Regions from separate parts of the Homo sapiens genome. Here region 1 is linked to region 2. Evidence: chromatin loops called from intact Hi-C (ENCODE). Cell type or tissue: Calu3. All regions are shown on one strand. Links, peaks and the distances in the headings refer to the core of each region. The heading gives the core; the rest is flanking DNA. Region 1 overlaps LOC124905177 (a long non-coding RNA gene). Region 2 holds the start of MID1IP1-AS1 (MID1IP1 antisense RNA 1).

Region 1 (5,373 bases), core at 325-5,324, 210 kb after region 2:
CATGTGCTCAGAACATGGAGTTCCTCTTAGGATTAGGGCTAAGATGCTAGAGTCATTCTAGCCAGTGGAGACTCCCAAAGCTGCAATAGTATTGGGGCTGTCTTGGTACCTCAGCACACAATGCAGGTAGACCTGGTACAGCATGCTTTCCTAGCTGGCTGTCAGATGAGTGAGAAAATAAGCTGCTCCCTGTATGATGGATACCCCAAACAGTTTTCTTTAGGCCAACCCCTAGATGTCACAGGCAAGGAAACTGAGGTTTGATGTCAAAGTCACTGTGGTGGCTTTGTACTGTAGTAGCTAAGCTGGAACTGTGTTTCCCAGAATTCCTTTCTTTTTTATCTCCGGTTGGAGTTGGCCAGAAGAGAAATTTGTGTGCAATTTGTGGGTGGAAGTGAAGCAGCAGTCATGCCTATGCTCTGACTGTCAGGAGAAGGGCTAGTGGGCACTGTTGCAGCTCACAGGTGTCATCACTGATCTGAAGGCTTACCTTGCTGATGTGGGTGACAGCCAGGCCTGCAACCCCTTCAGTCCCATCCAGGCCTCCTACCTTGGCTTTCTGGGGTCCCAAGGCTGGGCGTGTGTGCAACTATATTGGTAAAGGGCACCGGCCTAGCCTGCAGGTCACCTGCATCAGTAAAGTTGAAGATGGTGAGAAACTGATGGGGTTTTCATCTGTCCAGGGTGGGTTCTAGTTTGTCCATGTTCTCCCCCACTTCATGTGCATCTCTCCTTCCTGACAGCCAACTCTACTGTGTTCAGGATCAAAGCTAGATGCAGAGCAGCAGACCTACATAGACTGCTTAATCAGATTCTACACCTGTGGAAGGTTCAGTCCCTATCATAAGGCCCTCATTCTAGAGCCTCATGGTGGTTTCTGCTTCTCTGACTGAACCTTAACTGATACAATCACACAGCCTTGCAGTGGAACCCAGGTGCCCCAGGCTTCCAGGACAACAGGCTTCCTGCTTCCAGTGTCACCTCTGCTTAGAGGCTCTGTCTGCACGGCACATTGCTGGTGTTGATAAATGCTGGAAAGCAAATGAGGAGGTTCTGGCCAAAGAAATCTTCTGGGTGCTCAGCCACAAACTTGTCATCAAAATGCCTGGGTCACCCCCTCAAGCCCCGTCTCACATTGCGCAGGGTAGACACTGCTTGCATTACTCTTTGTGTCAGGGCATTTGGGTACGTAAGTATGACAGAGATCGAATCAATCCTAGATGCTTGAGCCAGAGATTCTGAGCAAAATCAGATGAGTCCAAGATGCAGTTCATTTTCTCCATTGGTTACTCCACTTTCTTGTGGGAAAAGGTGGTGGGGGAGGGTCAGGCAAACTTTCATTCAATCACTCTGTGTATGGTGAGATTGGAGAAGAAAGAGGGTGTTGTCTCTGCAGTAAGCCTGAGGGAGTTGGTGAGGGACACCTTAAGTCACCCTCTCTCTTTCTGCGTGTCTCCATCTCCAAGATGCACTATGAGGAGCCCTGCTCAGAAGATGGTGGCAGGGGATTGTGTGGGAGACCCCATGGTCTTAGGTACCCAGCACTTCAAAGCAGGGAGAATTCAGCATCTCTCAGTCCTCTCACAGCATTCCAAGATTGCTGCTTGAGGTCTGAAGACTGATTTGTCTTTACAGCCACCCTCATTGAAATGCAGGTGAGCTAAGGACTCAGAGGGGTGGGGCATTACTCCTAGTTGGTTATTAATTAAACGAGACTGTATCTGAGACTAGGTGTTAGTTAATGGAGAACTAAGGAGTCCTATGAACCCTGCGAGGTGGCTACTGAGATCCCCGCCTGGCAGAGCAGGCTGATGGAGCAGTGAGGGCACCAGCTATAATGTTCTGTGATTCTCTACCACACTTAGGACCTGCAGAGACACACAGCCTCTCCACTTCAGCTCCACTGGCTCCCATGGTACACTTTGGCTCTACCAGGCATGCTCTTGCCTTAAGACATTTGTGCTCACTGTCCTCTCTACCTGGGTCCCTCTTACCCTAGAGAGCCTTCTGGCAGGCTTCATTCTCTCATTTCTTCACATCTTTGCTCTAAAGTAACTTCACCTTCAGGAACTTTTGCCTGACCACCCTACTACAAATTGCAACCCTCCCCACTCTCCATGCTAATGTAGTTTTACTATAGTGGGCATTGCCGTCTACCTTCCTACATAACTTACTAATGAGAGGGTAAGTGTCACTGGGGCAGAGATTTGCTTTATATGTACTCTGGTGTATCCAAGTGGTGGCACCTAGCGGGCACTCATTGTGGCCTTTGCCTTTCTTCACTCCACAGGACACCATTGGCACTGCATTCCCTGTTGAATGACGCCCCCTGGAACACAGCTTTATAGACTTCAATGTGAATAGTGCCCCCTAGAATTGTTCAAGTTGGCAGTACAGAGCCTAATATTTGTTGAAAAGAGGCCACAGGCGATCTACTCTCTCTGCTCATCTTCCTGATCCAGTGGCCTCTGAAATCCTTCTGGCGGCTTCTAATTGTAAACCTTCTCATACTTGAAACCTTCCCTGTGTCAGGATGAGGAAGCTCGTATGAAGAGTGGGCTGATTCCATTTGTTTGCAGTTTATGATCAAATTTGGACATCTTATTTCGAAGCGATATAAGAAAGGCACTTGATAAGCTGTCTGCAGCAGTTTCTCCTAAGGGGTCTGCCAAAAACGGTGTGGGATTTCAGGGTCTGGTTTTCTTTGCCTTCTCCAGGTAAGCTTGTTTATAAAGAGGAAACATTTGTGCCGCTCAGCAGATTTGAGAGACCCGGTGGGAATTGCTGTTTATTTGTCTTTTGATCACAAAGCCTGGGGTTTGGCTCCAAGGCTGAAGGTCTCGAGGCCTCTTTATCTCCTCCCCTTGAGACTTTAATCTCTCCTCTGACATTCCTTTGGCCCGTGAGGTGGCTGGGGAGTTGAAGGAGGGGGAGTACTGCAGGTGGACAAAGATTCCCTGGCCTCATCAGAGTATCTGTCCTTAGTCTGACCTCCCACCAGGGACTGTGGTTCTTTCTGAGATCGGCTCCGGAGCCTAACCTCCCCCTCCCCTTTGTCCTACAAACAACCAAAAGGAAGAAACAACAAAGCCACCCACCCTCCCCCAAACCCCAGGCAACATTTATTTTGGGGAGCGAATCTTTTGTATTTGAAGCCACATCTTATCACTTGCCTTTTATGGAATCCAAGAGGCGAAGTGAGGTGAAGGGTCGTGGCATTCAATTCGCTCATTTTATAGATGATGATACAGCAGTCCTCAGGGCTTCTGGGGCCTGCCCAAATGGAGAGGGGCAGCCTCTCCATAAAGGTGGCTGGGCCAGTCCCCTGGTTGTGTGCCCCCCCCAGGTGGTTTTCAGGGCGCCCCACAGCCCTATGCAATGTGAGCTGCCCATGACTGGCCTTAAACCCCTGTGAGCAGAGACAATTTTCTTTGAATCAGCATGCACACCACACAGCGTTCCCCATGGGGGACATATTGAGAAAATGAAATTCAAATCACCCCTCTGGTATGGTTTTCACTCCCTTTCCTGATAACACACAGAGAGAAGCCAATTTTGTGGGTGAGCAGGTGGGTTTTTATAGGGCCAGGCAGTAAAACCTATGAAGGCCACCCAGGTCCTTCTCCTGTCCCTAGGTGCTTCTGACAGGAGCCACAGAGAGCAGCCTAGGGCTGGGGACACAGATGAGCCTCCAGCCAGGACTTTGCTCCCTGACTCGGGGCTCACTTCCTCAAGTAGCTGAACATTTTAGGGTATATGGCTACACCCATGTCCCACTCTCTTACTTGGCACTAGGCTGAATGAACACCTGGTATTCAGTGACCTCGAGACACTGTGAACCCACTTCGAACTTACTTCCTCAAGTCATTCAGCTACACAGTAGATTGCATGCAGTCTGTCTTTAAAAAATAAATAAAAAGTCCTTAGTTTGGTGAAGTCATTTTACTCGCGCAGAAAAAAATGTAAAGGTAACCATGAAATTACAAGAACAAACCTTTGTGCTCCCTGGGGCTCTTGGAAAAAGAGGGCAGGCAGGGCTTGTGTGCACAAGGCAGGAGCTGTTTGTGCAGAAATGGAAATGCTCCCCCATCTTTCCTTCCACGCTAAGTCGCTTCATTATATTTTCAGGCGAGCAAGTCATGGGTTCCTGGTGCGCGGTGCTGTCTTTTTCAATTAATGCTTTTCACAGAAGTTCAGGTTTTAAACATCTCCCCCTCTCTTCCCAGGTCTGTTACATTTCCCAGAATGGTTCCCAGTGCTGGAGATAATTCCTTTTCGGAGAACCTACATTTCTCACCTGCTGATTGCAATTAGCCACTACCAGCTGGGGCCTGGTGTGCAGCTGAAAAGCTAACAAGAAGTGGAGACCACGCGGAACTCAGACAGGGCATAGGATGTGCATAAATAAGCAACGGTGCCTGTGTTTATGAGATGCTCCTGTGAATTCGAGGCTTCCCCACCCTCTGCATAACTCTCCCTCTTCTGGCTTTGTGCTGCACACCCCTCCCCTAACTATATTTTTTGTCTCTGGTTTTGTAGCCTACGTTTAACATCACAGTCACGAATTTACCACTAAGTACATTTTGTTAGGCAATAAACAGCCTTGGAAGAAAAATGAAATCCGACTAGGACTTCTGTTCTAATAATGTCTGTGAGCTGTGGTGGATTCAGGCAGGCCCCACATGCAGGTCTTAGAGCTAACCTTGACCATGAGGGCTAGTGGGGCTGGGAGAGGGCTCAGGGACCCCAATTCAACTCCCTTATTTTATGGGGGAGGATACTGAATCCCAGAACGGGAGCATGGCCTGTCCAAAGTCTTAAAGGAAGTCACAGGACTGGATGAAGCCCATGTCTCCCAAACCCCAGCTTAGGTCTTTAAACACTGAACTGCTTTGCTTTCAAACATCATGGGCAGCAGATTGATAGTTTGTGAGGAAAGCACCAAGGAGACTTCTGAGTGCTGGAAGGCAGTTTCTGTTGGACAATGTGGTCTCCAACCCAAGGCAATCTTTCTTTCCTTCCTCATGGGCCAGGCATGCCCCCTGTGCCAACGTTGTAACCTTTTCATTCAGAGTTGATACCCATGTTTCCGTAGCTCACAGCTGCTGAACCCAAATCCCTACTTGCCCCCTAAGGTGAGTGCTCTCGACCTTTAGAGTTGTCTTGGGTTTTTGCTGCAGGGAACAGCAGAGAACAGACACACAAACAGGGGGAAGTTAGCAGCTGTCCCTGCCTGGTAGCTCTGTGGTGTAAACGGAGGGAGGCCAGCCTCATGAGGTCTGTGGCTTCTGGTGCAATCATATTTGCTGGCTGGGGATGAGCTGGATTTTTTCTAGCCCTCTCCACTCAGAGGGTCAGCCATTCCATACCCAA
Region 2 (5,373 bases), core at 321-5,320:
ATGGCCCAGGCTCTCCAGCATCACTGTGTAGCCGACTTGGACAAAAATGGACTTCTCCCCATTGCCACTTGCAGATCTCTTCAAAGAATCAGCAGATCTGATAGTGTGCCCCTCTTCATCCCCGGCAACCACTGTTAAAGGAAAGATTGGGAAAGATCCCACCCCGCCAGGAGGGAGGCAAAAGCCTCTGACGCTCCCCTCCCCCCATAGCTGACCAAGGCCAGGGCCACTGCGGGAGCACCGCGCGTCCACGTGCACCCAGCATGCCCGGTCACCCTTTATTACGTAAGAGTCCCAGGATGGAGTTGTACCTGCTGCCGGCCCCTCTTCCCCGACGGCTAATAATAAACCCGGGTTCCTGTTTCCCGGCCGCGGCCACTCCAGATTCGGGGCTGAGGGGCTCACTCTGCAACCAAGGCACGTGCATTCTGGTCATCCCACGCGGGGAGCGCGCGCAAGGCCCGCCCAGCCCCCACATGCCAGCCCCACCCTCCAGTCGGTCCGGACGCCGACGCCTTTTTGACCCTCGCTGTGCCCGGCCCTCCTCATCTGGCCTGCCCAGGGCTTGGTGCTGGCGGGGTCCAGCTGCTCCAATCCCTCCTCCTCTGCTCTGCCCTGCCCTGCCCTGGCCTGCCCCGGCGCCCTCCCTCAGCCCGGGTATCAGGCGAGAGGCGGAGCTGGCCCGGCGCGCCCCGCCCCCGCTGTAGAAAGGGCCGGGCGAGTGTTACTCGCGGTCATCCCGGCCTGGGCCTTTTATCTCGGTGCTGCCGGGGGAGGCGGGAGGAGGAGACACCAGGGGTGGCCCTGAGCGCCGGCGACACCTTTCCTGGACTATAAATTGAGCACCTGGGATGGGTAGGGGGCCAACGCAGTCACCGCCGTCCGCAGTCACAGTCCAGCCACTGACCGCAGCAGCGCCCTTGCGTAGCAGCCGCTTGCAGCGAGAACACTGAATTGCCAACGAGCAGGAGAGTCTCAAGGCGCAAGAGGAGGTGGGTGCCCACGCCCCATCGCTGCCCCGGCCAGCTTGGTTGCTTGAGCTCAGGCTTTTCGGAGGGAGAAGTTGTGGTGGTGGGGGGACACCCTTCTCCCCGCGGCCGTAGGTGGGCGAGGAGGTGGGACTGCCCAGCCGCGGGGAGCCACCCAGGCGCCGTCCCGGACGAGCTGTAGCCAGAGAAGGGGGTGCGCGCGGGCAAGGGCGCCAGGCCCCCTAGCAGGGTGAATAATCTAATCTGTTCTTTCGTCTCCGTGTATCAAACAGGCCAGGGCTCGACCCACAGAGCACCCTCAGCCATCGCGAGTTTCCGGGCGCCAAAGCCAGGAGAAGCCGCCCATCCCGCAGGGCCGGTCTGCCAGCGAGACGAGAGTTGGCGAGGGCGGAGGAGTGCCGGGAATCCCGCCACACCGGCTATAGCCAGGCCCCCAGCGCGGGCCTTGGAGAGCGCGTGAAGGCGGGCATCCCCTTGACCCGGCCGACCATCCCCGTGCCCCTGCGTCCCTGCGCTCCAACGTCCGCGCGGCCACCATGATGCAAATCTGCGACACCTACAACCAGAAGCACTCGCTCTTTAACGCCATGAATCGCTTCATTGGCGCCGTGAACAACATGGACCAGACGGTGATGGTGCCCAGCTTGCTGCGCGACGTGCCCCTGGCTGACCCCGGGTTAGACAACGATGTTGGCGTGGAGGTAGGCGGCAGTGGCGGCTGCCTGGAGGAGCGCACGCCCCCAGTCCCCGACTCGGGAAGCGCCAATGGCAGCTTTTTCGCGCCCTCTCGGGACATGTACAGCCACTACGTGCTTCTCAAGTCCATCCGCAACGACATCGAGTGGGGGGTCCTGCACCAGCCGCCTCCACCGGCTGGGAGCGAGGAGGGCAGTGCCTGGAAGTCCAAGGACATCCTGGTGGACCTGGGCCACTTGGAGGGTGCGGACGCCGGCGAAGAAGACCTGGAACAGCAGTTCCACTACCACCTGCGCGGGCTGCACACTGTGCTCTCGAAACTCACGCGCAAAGCCAACATCCTCACTAACAGATACAAGCAGGAGATCGGCTTCGGCAATTGGGGCCACTGAGGCGTGGCGCCCGTGGCTGCCCAGCACCTTCTTCGACCCATCTCACCCTCTCTCATTCCTCAAAGCTTTTTTTTTTTTTCCTGGCTGGGGGGCGGGAAGGGCAGACTGCAAACTGGGGGGCTGCGTACGTGCAGGAGGCGCGGTGGGGCTGCGTGGAGGAGGGGGCCACGTGTGAGAGAGAAGAAAATGGTGGCCGGAGATGGGAGGGCCCAAGGAACCTCCTGGGAGGGGGCCTGCATTCTATGTTGGTGGGAATGGGACTGGGCTGACGCCCTGCATTCAGCCTGTGCCTTTCCTGGGGTTTCTTTTCTGTTCTTTTCGGAGGAGAGGGCCCGAGAAGGGGCCATACCAGGGCGCGGCGCTGGGTTGCCACACTTGGGAAAGCAGCCCGGAGCTGGGTGCTGGGGAAGGCGGGGCGCGTAGCCTCCCGCCGCCCTGCGGTTGGGCCGGTGGAGGCCCAGGCGTTGCTAGGATTGCATCAGTTTTCCTGTTTGCACTATTTCTTTTTGTAACATTGGCCCTGTGTGAAGTATTTCGAATCTCCTCCTTGCTCTGAAACTTCAGCGATTCCATTGTGATAAGCGCACAAACAGCACTGTCTGTCGGTAATCGGTACTACTTTATTAATGATTTTCTGTTACACTGTATAGTAGTCCTATGGCACCCCCACCCCATCCCTTTCGTGCCACTCCCGTCCCCACCCCCACCCCAGTGTGTATAAGCTGGCATTTCGCCAGCTTGTACGTAGCTTGCCACTCAGTGAAAATAATAACATTATTATGAGAAAGTGGACTTAACCGAAATGGAACCAACTGACATTCTATCGTGTTGTACATAGAATGATGAAGGGTTCCACTGTTGTTGTATGTCTTAAATTTATTTAAAACTTTTTTTAATCCAGATGTAGACTATATTCTAAAAAATAAAAAAGCAAATGTGTCAACTAAATTGGACAAGCGTCTGGTCCTCATTAATCTGCCAATGAATGGTTTCGTCATTAAATAAAAATCAATTTAATTGATTTACTAGCAAAAGTAAATTTTGTGTTCTCTCTGGTATTTCATGGTGGTGGATATTCATCTGTGCAAGTATTTAGCTTTGTTTGGGAACTAGGTACTGACAAAATTTACTTCCAAACTTTATTTCTAATTCAGTACCAAGATAAGACCATACATCTCAACAAAAAGTTCAGAAATATTTAAAATATTTGGGAAGGTACATATATTGTATCTTTCAACCAATTTGGCTAACTTATTGGAGTGCGTAATTAACATTTTGAATTTTTTAAGAAGCTCAAGCACAAGCTAAAGTGTTTTGAGGCATAAAAACAAGGCTGAAATTTCACTTGGTTACTGAGAAGTGAAAATTAGAAGGGAAGACCAGCTAATCCTAGTGCACACACCTTACAGGTTTTTATGTTTATCTGAGTAGACATTTAAATGCATTACAACATGATCGATGACTTCTTTCACTAGTTCCAAAAAGGGCTAAGCTTTGTTGAGCGGCGTCCAGTAATGCTTCCAGTTTTTCAGTGAGCCAGTCTGCAATTGTGGACAGCAGTTCTGATCAAGGCTGCTGTGGAGCCCTTGGGAATGCTTAGGTGCCATTATGATGCTCTGCTGGGATGGTGGGAAAGGTAAAAGAATGTGCTCTGCATATTCTTTATTTCATTATTTGTTTTGGGGTATAAATGTCAGATCAACTTGTTGAAGTCATGAGGCATTCTCTAAGCTCGTAGGGCTTGAATTTAAAATACATATAAGTTAGCGGTCTTAAAAAACAAGCAAAATGTTTTGTGGTGCTGGCGGGCAGGGGCAGTTCAAGTCTATCAGCTTTTAGCAGCAGTGAAAAAAAATGTGGAAGTGTCAAGATGGGTGCTTGCCAGTTGCCAGAGAAAGTTAATCTTTAATTTGTATAAAGATAAGCTAGGCAGCACCAAAAGTAAGGCATACAGCCTCTTGTCTCGTGTCCCCTTTAAAATATCAAAGTGCAAGCAAAAAATAAAGGAAACTGAAAAAAAGAAAAAAGCTGCATGGTAGAAACACAAAGACTTTCAAAGACTTTGGAGCCAGAAACTGTGCAAATCCTCTTGCTACTAATTGTGTGCATTTAACTTCATGCCTGTTGCCACATTAGTAATCAGGCATAAAAATAACTACACTGCTTCATGGAGTTGCAGTGAGAATTAAATGAGATTATATATAAAGTGTTTGAGGCTTAAAATTTTCTTTAGGCACTGCTGAAATGCTTTACAAGTTTCTCTCTTTTTTGATGTTTACAGTGATTACATTTATCTAAGCAACTTTCATACATGTTCAGTTTTAACATATTGACTACTCTGACAAATATGCTTAAAAAAAGCAATAACATTATAGAGTTAATGCAGAGTCCTAAGGATAGTCTAGTAGCCACTAAGTTTTTTCTTAAGTCTTCACTTTAGATGCTGTTATTTCTAGCACAAGCAAGCAGAGTCTTTCATATGCTTACACCCTGGAGTCTTTGGTTGCTACCATTATCAGCTGGCTTGCAAACCAGAAGCCAACCATTTTAGGAATGCTTTAAGTGAACAACATGCAAACCCCAGGGATGGAAAAAACCCTAAGAATGCCCAATTATGAGCATTTACAACCATCACAACTGTGGCTGAAGACTATGCCCTTCTGAAATGAGATCTTAAAGCAGTATAGTTTGAAACAAAAGGTTTTAGCAAAAAAATGACATATGCACAATTTCTCCACCACTTTGTGTGAGTCAACCATTTAGTTAACTTTTCCACTTGAAAAAATGCAATAGAAAACCGGACACCATGTTTCACTATCTCAGTTAATATTCACAATTACAGTGGCTACAACTCGGAAACGGCATCACCAATGCTGCCCAGAGTCACTTTATATTGAAATTAAGTTCTTTACACCAATTAAATGGTTGTTTACAACCACTGGCTAGTGTACACAGGAAATAAAATTTCTAGATTGGGGGGGGAAACAAATGCTGCTCCAATCATCTCCTCTGCTGCTTCTGTTCCTCAATTCATGCTTAAAAACCTTTCATGTTACTCTTGGTTTTGTCCGTTTGCTTGCCTGTGGGGGTTTGGGCCTGCTGACCTGCACATTTCTCTCTTAAACTAAATGTTGTTTCGTGTCTCCATTTCTGCCCCCACCCTACATTCTTCGTGAATATATGAGGCTTAGGACAATATGTCCATTTTAAGGAAAAGCATAATTTTAATTACATACGTGAAGCAACAAGTAAATTATTTCCTTTCTCAAAGCCATGAAGGAGAACTTGACTTAAAA

Evidence for each region. Hi-C counts contacts between places; a loop is a spot of excess contacts. Peaks named below come from ENCODE experiments on the same cell type or tissue, not always from the same donor. Only the 100,000 strongest peaks of a DNase experiment are listed, where the experiment ranks them.
Region 1: a loop joins it to region 2, with 5 times the contacts of the local background. A loop is called at or near these places in 3 of 110 quality-filtered maps.

Annotation. Positions count from the first base shown.
Region 1 is chrX:39,015,003-39,020,375 of GRCh38, forward strand. It overlaps LOC124905177 (a long non-coding RNA gene), which reads left to right. Exons shown (of 2, transcript XR_007068213.1): 2 at 4,227-4,620. Among named protein-coding and RNA genes, the nearest start is that of MID1IP1-AS1, 210 kb to the left of the region's middle. In Calu3, for the core only: a CTCF peak has its summit at 2,270 (motif pointing left); DNase peaks (open chromatin) are centred at 1,739 and 2,269.
Region 2 is chrX:38,803,422-38,808,794 of GRCh38, forward strand. MID1IP1 (MID1 interacting protein 1) reads left to right here. Exons shown (of 3, transcript NM_021242.6): 2 at 1-992; 3 at 1,262-3,111. The coding sequence starts at 1,526. The coding sequence ends at 2,077. It overlaps MID1IP1-AS1 (MID1IP1 antisense RNA 1), which reads right to left and starts at 462. Exons shown (of 2, transcript NR_046706.1): 1 at 312-462. RefSeq lists an enhancer at 1-772 and a silencer at 575-794. In Calu3, for the core only: no CTCF peak of the experiment used is centred there; DNase peaks (open chromatin) are centred at 330, 690, 1,320 and 2,490.